2 separate regions of the Homo sapiens genome follow, and region 2 is linked to region 1. A link is a contact called in ENCODE Hi-C or POLR2A ChIA-PET data. All regions are on one chromosome and are shown on one strand. The core of a region is the stretch at or near the end of the contact, and the rest is flanking DNA. Distances in the headings are between cores, read along the strand shown. Region 1 holds the start of PNMT (phenylethanolamine N-methyltransferase). Region 2 holds the start of ORMDL3 (ORMDL sphingolipid biosynthesis regulator 3).

Evidence for each region. A loop is a pair of places that touch in the nucleus more often than their neighbours do. ChIA-PET counts read pairs that join two places held with the same protein, here RNA polymerase II (POLR2A). Pooled maps may share reads with other maps.
Region 2: a loop to region 1 is called in a pooled map, with 3 times the contacts of the local background. The contact joins the promoter of ORMDL3 here to the promoter of PNMT in region 1. A Hi-C loop is called at or near these places in 1 of 168 maps with a recorded cell type or tissue (gastrocnemius medialis) and 6 of 50 pooled maps. POLR2A ChIA-PET finds 5 or more read pairs at or near these places in 3 of 52 experiments (CD4-positive, alpha-beta T cell, GM12878 and HepG2).

What each region holds. Positions count from the first base shown.
Region 1 is chr17:39,666,251-39,669,702 of GRCh38, reverse strand. It overlaps PNMT (phenylethanolamine N-methyltransferase), which reads right to left and starts at 1,250. Exons shown (of 3, transcript NM_002686.4): 1 at 1,026-1,250; 2 at 1-74. The coding sequence starts at 1,227. It overlaps TCAP (titin-cap), which reads right to left. Exons shown (of 2, transcript NM_003673.4): 2 at 3,149-3,452. RefSeq lists enhancers at 867-1,026, 2,460-3,197, 3,198-3,452 and a silencer at 1,167-1,416.
Region 2 is chr17:39,926,351-39,932,717 of GRCh38, reverse strand. It overlaps ORMDL3 (ORMDL sphingolipid biosynthesis regulator 3), which reads left to right and starts at 5,117. Exons shown (of 4, transcript NM_139280.4): 1 at 5,117-5,234. LRRC3C (leucine rich repeat containing 3C) reads right to left here and starts at 4,986. Exons shown (of 4, transcript NM_001195545.2): 1 at 4,904-4,986. It overlaps LOC124903999 (a long non-coding RNA gene), which reads right to left and starts at 5,998. Exons shown (of 2, transcript XR_007065750.1): 1 at 5,956-5,998; 2 at 5,716-5,790. RefSeq lists enhancers at 4,641-5,252, 5,253-5,863.

The DNA.
Region 1 (3,452 bases), core at 1-2,500:
GCTGCAGGCACTGAGCAGCTGGTACACGGTGGGGCCTGAACCAATGTCGATGAGGGTGCGTCCGGACACTTCACCTGGGCAGGGCAGAGGAAGAGGGTCCTGGTGCCAGCCAGCCCAGGCAGCCCCTGCCTCCTTACCCTTCCCTCCCCTGCATCTCCCTGCCTCTCTCTAGTTCTTCCTTCTCCTCTGCAAATGTGTCTCCATCTGGAAAAAGCATTGGCCCCAGAGTTAGACTGAACCCAGCTCCAACATGGGCTGCCCTTCGGAAGGGAACTTCACCGCTCTGAGACTCAGGTTTCACATCTAGAAGACTATACCTACTGGCCGGGCGCAGTGGCTCACACCTGTAATCCCAGCACTTTGGGAGGCCGGGGTGGGTGGATCCTAAGGTTGGGAGTTCGAGACCAGCCTGACCAACATGGAGAAGTCCCGTCTCTACTAAAAATACAAATAAATTAGCCAGGCATGGGGGCGCATGCCTGTAATCCCAGCTACTAGGGAAGCTGAGGCAAGAGAATCGCTTGAACCGGGGAGGCGGAGGTTGCAGTGAGCCGAGATGGCGCCATTGTACTCCAGCCTGGGCAACAAGAGCGAAACTCCGTCTCAAAACAAATAAAAAATAAAAATAAGTAAATAAATGAAAATAAAATAAAGAAAAAGAAAGAAAACAACTATACCTACCAGCCAGGCTCAGCGAGGAAATCCTGGCAGTTTCTCACCCCTGTCCCACATCTGCCTCCATTTCCTCCTATGCATCTCCACCTCAGTCTGTCCTGCATCCCCCACCTTAGCTCTCAATTCTGAGCACTCTCCGCCCCCTCTCTCCACCTCTCTCTCCTCTGCCCCTCTCCTAAGGGATGTTGCTCTTTTTTCTCTTCTGTTTGCACCTCTCAGCTATCTCTTGTTTCTTGGTCCCCATCTGTTAGGCGCCTGGTCTGTCTCCCTTTCCTTCTTTTTATTTCCCTGCGCCTGCTTTCACTCCCCGACGACCTCTTGTCCCTCGTGCCTCAGTTTCCCCCGCTCACCGGTGGCGAAGGTCTGCGCCAAGCAGCGCAGCTTCCACGGCCCGACGCCGTTCGGGTTGCACAGGTCCCCGCGAGGGGGCGCGTAGTTGTTGCGGAGGTAGGCGCGCGGCTCGAAGCGCTGGTAGGCCGAAGCCACCGCCGCCTGGCCCGGGGCCGAGTCAGGGGCTGCGCCCGCATTGGGGCTACGGTCTGCGCCGCTCATGCTGCCGCCGCGGTCCGCCCAGTGCCCCGCTCGCCTCGCGGCCCTTTTTTCTACCGCCCGACCCCCGCCCCGACCGGTCCGCTGTGGGGGCGGCAGCTGACCGCCGAGCCGCCCGGGGCCATGTGCGCCGCATCCTCCCCACCCATTCATCCATCTCCCTTAGTGTCCGGGCTGCAGACACACCGGAGGTGAGTGGGGCGGCGGCTGCAGCGGCAATCGTCCCCCACACCCCCGGCTCCGTACTTGCTCCCGCAGCCCTCGCCCTCCGCCTCGCCTGCCCCGCCCCGAGTCCCGCCTCTGGGCGCCCCCCACCCTCAGTTCCTCACCCCCACAATCTTTAGACCCCCTCACCCCCGCCGGCCGGCCCCTCCCATCTCTCTTCTCCAGCCCCCCGCAGCCATTCACCTCTTTTGCCCAGCAGCCCGCCCCTTCTCTTTCCTGATTCGAGGTGGAGACTGGGGAATTAGGCCCTTTCCCCAGTTTCCCCCTCGCAGCGCCCTCCGCGACGAGGCCCCAGACCCCGCCAGGCTCCCCTCCCTCCCGGACACCCGTCCCAGCACCCACCCTTCCCTTAGAACTGCCACACAACTCCCCCTCCCCGCCCCTCCTCCAGGCCTCTCTCGTCCGTTGCTATGCCACCGGGCCCTCCAGCGACACCCCCTCCCCACCCCGCCCCAGAAAGGACAGTCCGTTCCGGCCTCCGCTGTGGTCGCTCCGGGGGCCCCAGAGCAGGGCGCGGCACTGCCCGTCCGATGGCAGGCGCGATAGGGGAGGTGAGCTGTGCTAATGCACTTAGCGGGCGGAACAGCCGGGCCTCCCCTGCGGGCCCCGCGGGTTCCCAGCCGCTTATCTGGGGGCTCCCGAGGACAGAAGGTTCGGGTTCGGGTTGTTCCCGCCACTTCGGGGGCGGCGCCGGACCCGGGTGAGGGCAGAGGGCTTGGGCAGGGGAGGGGCAGGACGCATTCGCGGAGGGCCGCCGGGGCCACCGGGGAGCGCAGTCCGGGCCTTGGGGCCCAGCCGATTTGGGGTCCTGCGGATGTAGGGGCTCTGACCCCACTCCTCTCGCAGCCCACCCTCCAGCTTCCCTCCGAAGGAGCGGCCAGGCCAGGCATGAAGATTCTGCTCAGCACCCCAGGTTCTGGCTGTCAAAATGCCAGGGTCTCCCCACCTATCTCCCAGATGGGAAGCCAATTCTGCCTGTGGCATCTCCGTGGTCTTCCTGAAGACCCCTTCCTTCCCCTCTGGATGAGTCCCGGGCCCTTCTGCCCTGGGTAGGTCACCAGCCCAGCTCCTGCCACCGTGGGTTCCTGGCCCCGCTTGATGTGGGCCTCCTCCATGCCATTCCCTCCCCCTTGTCCCCAGGGGAAAGTCTCCTTGGGAGAGGCAGCTAGGTTGGGACATGAGTCACCACAACAGCTGCAGGGGTCACAGAGGGGAGCCTGACCCCCTAGCACCTCCAACCTTCCCTGGCTTCCAGGGCAGGGGGTGTGGAGCGAGACACAGCTGAGGATTGATTCTGTCTGGATTCAGAACTGAGAGGCAGGTTAGTTTTAGAGGTCACTGACCCCGTTCACACCCCGAGGCAAAGCCAAGGACAGTCCTGGCACCAGCCCCTCCATATTCTCCACGAGACATCATTGAAACAAACCCTGGATGCGGATGCCAGCTGGCTTGCTGGTTACCACCCAGTGCCAGGGGGCTGGACACAGAAGCCAGGACTGGGCAGCGGTCAGGGTACGGGAAGGAGACTGGAGACAGCACCCTGTTTACAGCTCTGTCCTGCCCCCACCCCCACCCCAAGTATGGGGTGTACCCATTAGCTCTGCCATATTTAGCTCAGATGCGGAGCCTGGTCCCAGAAGTGGGCATTGAGGGGACACCCATGGGCCAGCCCCCCCAACCACAAGGAAAGAGATGCAACTCTGGCACATGATTGAGCATTTATTGCGGCACTAACAGAGGGTGCTGGGGGCCCCACCATCCTTGCCTCTGCCCTTTTCACCTCCCCCTCCCTCCCAGCTTCTTCTGCCTAGAGCGTTCCAGATTCCCCTCACATTTTCCTGGATCAGGGCCACTCCTCCCAGGCACCTCTTGCCCTCACCAGTACCTTTTGTCCCTTCTCCTGGGGCTGAGGGTCCTCAGCTGTGCTGGCCCCCAACTCTCCACCCTTAGTGCCCACTGTCTCTGCCACCCTCCCTTTGGGAACTCAGGGGGCTCAGGCATCC
Region 2 (6,367 bases), core at 3,868-6,367, 260 kb before region 1:
AGCGAGATCATAACTCACTGCAGCCTCGAATTCCTAGCGAGATCATAACTCACTGCAGCCTCGAATTCCTTGGGCTCAAGCGATCCTCCCGCCTTAGCCTCCTGAGTAGCTGGGACTACGGGAACATGCCACCATGCCCGGCTAATTTATTTTTGTTTTTTATAGAGATGGTGGTTGGGTGGGGGGGGGGTCTCATTACGTTGCCAGGCTGGTCTTGAACTCCTGGCCTCAAGCAATCCTCCCGCCTCAGCTTCCCAAAGTGCTGGGATTACAGGCTTGAGCCACAGTGCCCGGCCCAAGGTCTGTTTTTATTTTGTTGAATTTCCATAACCTAGTAAAGTAGATGCTCAAATATCATTCAAATGTGGAATGAATTAATAAAAGGCAACACATACTGAGCACTTAATTATGTGCCAGGAATTGTTTTGAGTGTTTCATTTCACATTTACTGACCCATTTAATATCCACAACATGAGGAGGGTATTATCATGATCATCGCCATCTTCATTTACTTTATTTTTTCCGAACACCAGTGTCACTTGCCAATTCTTTTAGCAACGAGGTAACTGAAGCACAGAGAGGTTCAGTAACTTGCTTAAGGTTACACAGCTGGTAACTAGAGGAGCTGCGAGTTGAACCCTGGCAGTCTGGTGCCAGAGGATGTTACCAGTGCTGCTCTATTTTGGCTTATCTTAATCATTAACGTATATGCAGGTTTAGACTTTTTATTATGAACAGTTTTAAACATTAAAAAAGTAGAGAAAATAGCCCAGGCGTGGTGGCTCATGCCTGTAATCCCAGCACTTTGGGAGGCCAAGGTGGGCAGATCACTTGAAGTCAGGAGTTCAAAACCAGCCTGGCCAACATGGTGAAACCCTGTCTCAACTAAAAATACAAAAATTACCTGGATGTGGTGGCGTGCACCTGTAATCCCAGCCCACTCGGGAGGCTGAGGCAGGAAAATCTCTTGAACTAGGGAGGCGGAGGTTGCAGTGAGCCGAAACTGCACCACTGTGCTCCAGCCTGGGTGACAGAGTGAGACTCTGTCTCAAAAAAAAAAAAAAAAAAAAAGTATAGAAAATAATATAAGGAACTTCATGTCCTCATCACACAGCTTCCATAATTATCACCTCATGGCTCATCTTATTATTTCCCTATGGTTCCCAGTCCAGATTATTTCGAAGCAAATGCAATCACTGTATCATTTCATCCACAGATATTTTAGTATGTATGTATGTCTGAAAGGAGGACTTTTTTTTTTTTTTTTTTTTTGAGACGAAGTCTCTCTCTGTCACCCGGGGTGGAGTACAGTGGTATGATCTCGGCTCACTGCAACCTCTGCCTCCCAGTTTCAAGTAATTCTCCTGCCTCAGCCTCCCGAGTAGCTGGGATTACAGGCACGTGCCACCATGCCTGGCTAATTTTTTTCTATTTTTAGTAGAGACGGGATTTCACCATGCTGGCCAGGCTGGTCTCAAACTCCTGACCTTGTGATCTGCCTGCCTCACCTCCCAAAGTGCTGGGATTACAGGTGTGATCCAACGCACCCAGCCAAGGAAGACTTTTTTTTTTTTTGAGATGAAGTTTCACTCTTGTCTCCCAGGCTGGAGTGCAATGGCACGATCTCGGCTCACTGCATCCTCCACCTCCTGGGTTCAAGCGATTCTCCTGCCTCAGCCTCTCAAGTAGCTGGGATTATAGGCGCCTGTCACCACGCCTGGCTAATTTTTGTATTTTTAGTAGAGGCGGGGTTTCACCATGTTGGCCAGGCTGGTCTCGAACTCCTGACCTCAGGTGATCTGTCTGCCTGAGCCTCCCAAAGTGCTGGGATTACAGGCATGAGCTACCACGCCCAGCCATGGAGGACTTTTTAAATTAAAAAAACAACCTTACCACAATTCCATATCACGCCTAAACATTTAGAATTCCTTAATATCGTTGAATACCTTGTCAGTATTCAAATTTGCCTGATAACTTAATAAAATCTTTTTTTTTTTTTTTTTTTTTTTGAGACAGAGCCTTGCTCAGTCACCCAGGCTGGAGTGCCAATGGTGCAATCTTGGCTCACTACAACCTCTGCCTCCTGGGTTCAAGCAATTCTCTTGCTTCAGCCTCCTGAGTAGCTGGGATTACAGGCGCCCATCACCACACCCAGCTAGTTTTTGTAGTTTTAGTAGAGACGGAGTTTCACCACGTTGGCCAGGCTGGTGTCAAACTCCTGACCTCAGGTGATCCGCCTACCTTGGCCTCCCAAAGTACTGGGGTTACAGGCATGCGTGACCATGCCCGGCCTTTTTTTTTTTTTTTTTTTTTTTTTTTTTAAAGTCAGTTTGCTTGAATCAGGATCCAAATAAGACTTTTAGTTGATATATCATTTAATTTATTTTAATCTGTAAGTCTCTCCCCCTCTTTTTTTTCCTTTTTTTTTTTTTTTTTTTTTGAGACAGGATCTCACTCTGCTGCCCAGACTGGAATGCACTGGCACGATCACAGCTCACTGCAGCCTTGACCTCCCGGGCTCAATTGATCCTCCCACCTCAGCCTCCTGAGTAGCTGGGACTATAGACACACCACCATGCCCAACTAATTTTTGTATTTTTTGTAGACCACGGGGTTTTACCATGTTGTCCAGGTTGGTCTCGAACTCCTGGACACAAGCCTTGGCCTCTCAAAGTGCTGGGATTACAGGCGTGAGTCACCATACCTGGCCCCAGTTTTATTTGTTAAGGGAATTGGGTGTTTGTCCTAATTTTCTTCATTCTAGACTTTGCTGACTATATCCCTGGGGAATGTATGTTATGCTATTTTGTGTCCTCATCTTTTCATATAACTTAGCAAACATTCCCCATACTGCCACAGGGTTTTCACAATCTGTCCTAAATGGCTTCATACTATTCCATCCAGTGGATATACTGTAATTTTTTTCTTGGGCATTTGGTTGCTTTCAGTTTTTCACTACTATAAATATTGCTGGAATGAACATCCTGACACATTGCAGCTTTTCCTGTACATGGGATGACTTCCTTAGAATATGCTACCAAAAGTGTAATTATGGCTCTGAGGCAAGAAGAATTTTTCAGCTTCTTGGCACACAGTGACAAGTGTTTGTCCAAGGGTTTGTATGTCCCCCAGCACGAAATAAGAGAGCTGTCACTCACTCTGAATAGTGCTTAGGGCTATTCACAGCTGAAGAACGTTTGGGGAAGATATGATAATTATGAGGGCCAAGAGAGAAGGAGAAAGATGACAACAGGGACTCCCGCTAAATAAAGCAGAAAGTGATCTGCAATTTACCACAAACCTAGAGTGAGTCAGAACTCTGTTCATTCCTATTGTGAAAAAAAAATCCTCGATAACAGGAGTTATTAATAGTGCATGACATGTTCAGTAATCTTTCTGTTAGACTCTGCATTAGTCAGAACCTTATTTGAGACGTGGACTCAGTCTGGGTCACTGAACTTCATAGAGATGTCAGGAAACTGACCAAGATCCAGAGGGATCGATCAACTTGATGGAGGATGAAGAATCCCAGAGAAAAATCAAAGGAGTCAAGCAGGCACACTTCGGAAAAAACAGAGACACCTTTCTTGCCTTAATGCTGGGGAGGTTTCTGTGAAAAGAACAACACTGGGTTTGCTTATGTCTGCAGAAAGATGACTATAAGGAAAGGCACCTCCACAAACCAGGAGAAACTTCCACAGGACATAGGCAGAGCTATTTCAGACTCAGATGATTATTTCGATCTTGGAATGAGCCCTTTTGGGGCCATTGGCCCTGGAAATATTGAAGAAGCTGCCTGTTCTGCTCTGGGTGGTTCAAATACCCACCTGCCTGGTGACCACTAAGTGCCTCTGGGGGTCCCACTCCAGCTGTGTGACAACTGTTTCCTGGCAGCCCCCTGGGGAAGGAAAGGTAGGTGTAGTCCGAGTAAAGTGCTCCGCAGTTTCCCTGGGCTAGCCTTTTCCTTCCTGTTCCCTCACTTTCAGTTCAGGGTGCCATGAACTGCCATTCAGAGTCAGGTTGGCATGCCATGACATCATCTGACCTTGCTATTCCAGCCCTGCCCTGCATAGAGTGGACTTAGAAAGAAGCTGGGTAAGGAGTTGAAACTACCCAGACAAGACCTCTTGGTGACATGGAGAATGGGAGTAACCGAGGAGACCTCAAGAGCCATTTAGTTCAACCTCCTACAGTAATATTAAGTAGATTCCTACAATGCAACAGGTGCTTTACATACATTCTTTTGGGTTCCCACAACCTTGGAGGTGGGGTTTCACAGGTGTGGAATTGGAGATTAAGACAAGTAATTTGCCCAGGGTCACACTGCCAATAAAGGAGGGCCTACCCCATGTCTACCAGGCAGTAAAGTCTGTGCCCTTGCCTTTAGACGATGCAGATGTGAAAACTGCAGACCAGAGCCTCTCATTCAAAGCCACACAAGCTGACCTGAGACAGAAACTCAGGCTCCTTACTACTGATGGAGGAATCTATGATACGTAGCCTCTTCTCACGTCAGGTGCGGGGCGGCCAAGGATGTGGCCCGGTCCGGGGCAGCCTGGGCCAAGCGTGACTGAGAAGGAGAAGGCAGGCTCCGTTCCGGGCCCTCCAGACCCTCATCCCAGCCAATGTTGTGAAAAGCGCTCTCCCAGGAGGGCCCAGCAGGGCAAAGGGCCGGGCTAGTCTGTTTCTGGAGGAGCCAATCTGGGGCCAGGGCGGAGGCAGCCAGGTGCAGTGGAAAAATCCTGCAGTTGGGGTCAGAATATTTGGGTTTCGATCCAGTCTAGGACCCAGCAAAGACCTACAGAAAGTTACTTACAAGTCCGAGTCTCCTCATCTGCAAAACTGGGGCACGGATAAAATACACTTGAAGGGCACAGAAGCAAAAGTTGGAATTGTTACGCACCAAAATTCTATCATCCGATCTGACCATCACGTCACGGTACAACTTCCAACCGTGCGTCCCCGAAGAGGCCGGGAACGGAGCCCAGGAAAAACTACAACTCCCAGGAGGCGTCGGGAGGGCCGGCCCGGAGCCAGCGGAAGAAACTACAACTCCCAGAAGGCGTCGGGCGTGCCGGCGCGGGGCGGTGACGTACGGGGACCGGCGCGGAGCGCTGATTCGGCCGGAGCTGCCAGCGGGGAGGCTGCAGCCGCGGGTTGTTACAGCTGCTGGAGCAGCAGCGGCCCCCGCTCCCGGGAACCGTTCCCGGGCCGTTGATCTTCGGCCCCACACGGTGAGCCCGGAAGGAACCAAGAGGCCCCAGGGCTACGGGAGGGGCGGGAGAGAAGGTGGGGGCTGCTGGGGAGGCGCCCCGGGCTGGAGAGACGGGGGCAGAGGGAGTGGGGGGTGGAGGGAGTGCATCAGCCGAGGGGGTGCATCGGCTGGGGAGGTGGCCAAGGAATAAAGTGCGAGCGGGAGGCCGGGGGTGGAACGTCGGGAGGAGCGCCTCGGCTAGGGGTGGGAGGCGGGGAGCGGCTCGGCTTCGGGGATAAACGTTTGGCTGCCTCCAGGGCTGGGTGAACGCGTGGAGATGGCTGTGGGGTCCCGGACCGGACCGGGTTCCGAGTGCGAAGACCCAGGCTGGGGAACAGAGCGGGACCCCTCCCCCCGGCCCCGCACCCGAGGTCTCACTCAGAAAACCCCAACAACAGTGAGGACTCCGCCTCTTCGCTCCTCCTCTCCTGTGCTTAGTGCGGGTTCGCCTGGGCACTCGCTTTCCGCTCCTACCGCCCTCCCCCAGTCGGGGTGGCTGGGCCAAAGTTGAGAGGTTATCAGCTGTGGTCCTGCAGCTTGGGGGGTGGGCGGAATGGACATGGCATTGTGACGTGCTGCCCCGGACTCCCCGTTGGGGTCCCCATCCAGGCCTGGATGTTTTGTGCTCCTCTTCCAGAAGACAGGAGGTTTGCTGTTGTGAGGGCTGCTCTTTCCTGGGGGAGGGAATGGGAAGGGCTCACCTGGTGGCTGCCCTGGTGGTGCTCAGCCTTGGCTTGAGTGTCTGGCATACTGGCTGGGCCCGGATATTTGTATGTGGAGCCAAGAGGGTGGGGCGGGAAGGAGGGGGAAAGAGCTACCAGCAAAAAAGTGGTTAACACAACAGAGTTGCTGCAGGCTCTGGTTTGAGGCAGGTTATGAAACCACATCAGGGCCCAGCACTAAGCAGCCACCTGCCAGCTATGGCAGCAGAAGTTTTCGGCTCAACTCCTGTAGACCTAGTCGACCTCTGCCAGCCTCTTCTCTCTGTTTCTCCCCATCTAGGGTAGGGGCCAGTTGGTTGTTTTACTAATGGAAGTGATATGTATCCATAGTCACACGAAAGTCTCAAGAGTGTTTCCTCATTGCCAGTCTTTTTGTTAGTTTATTGATCTC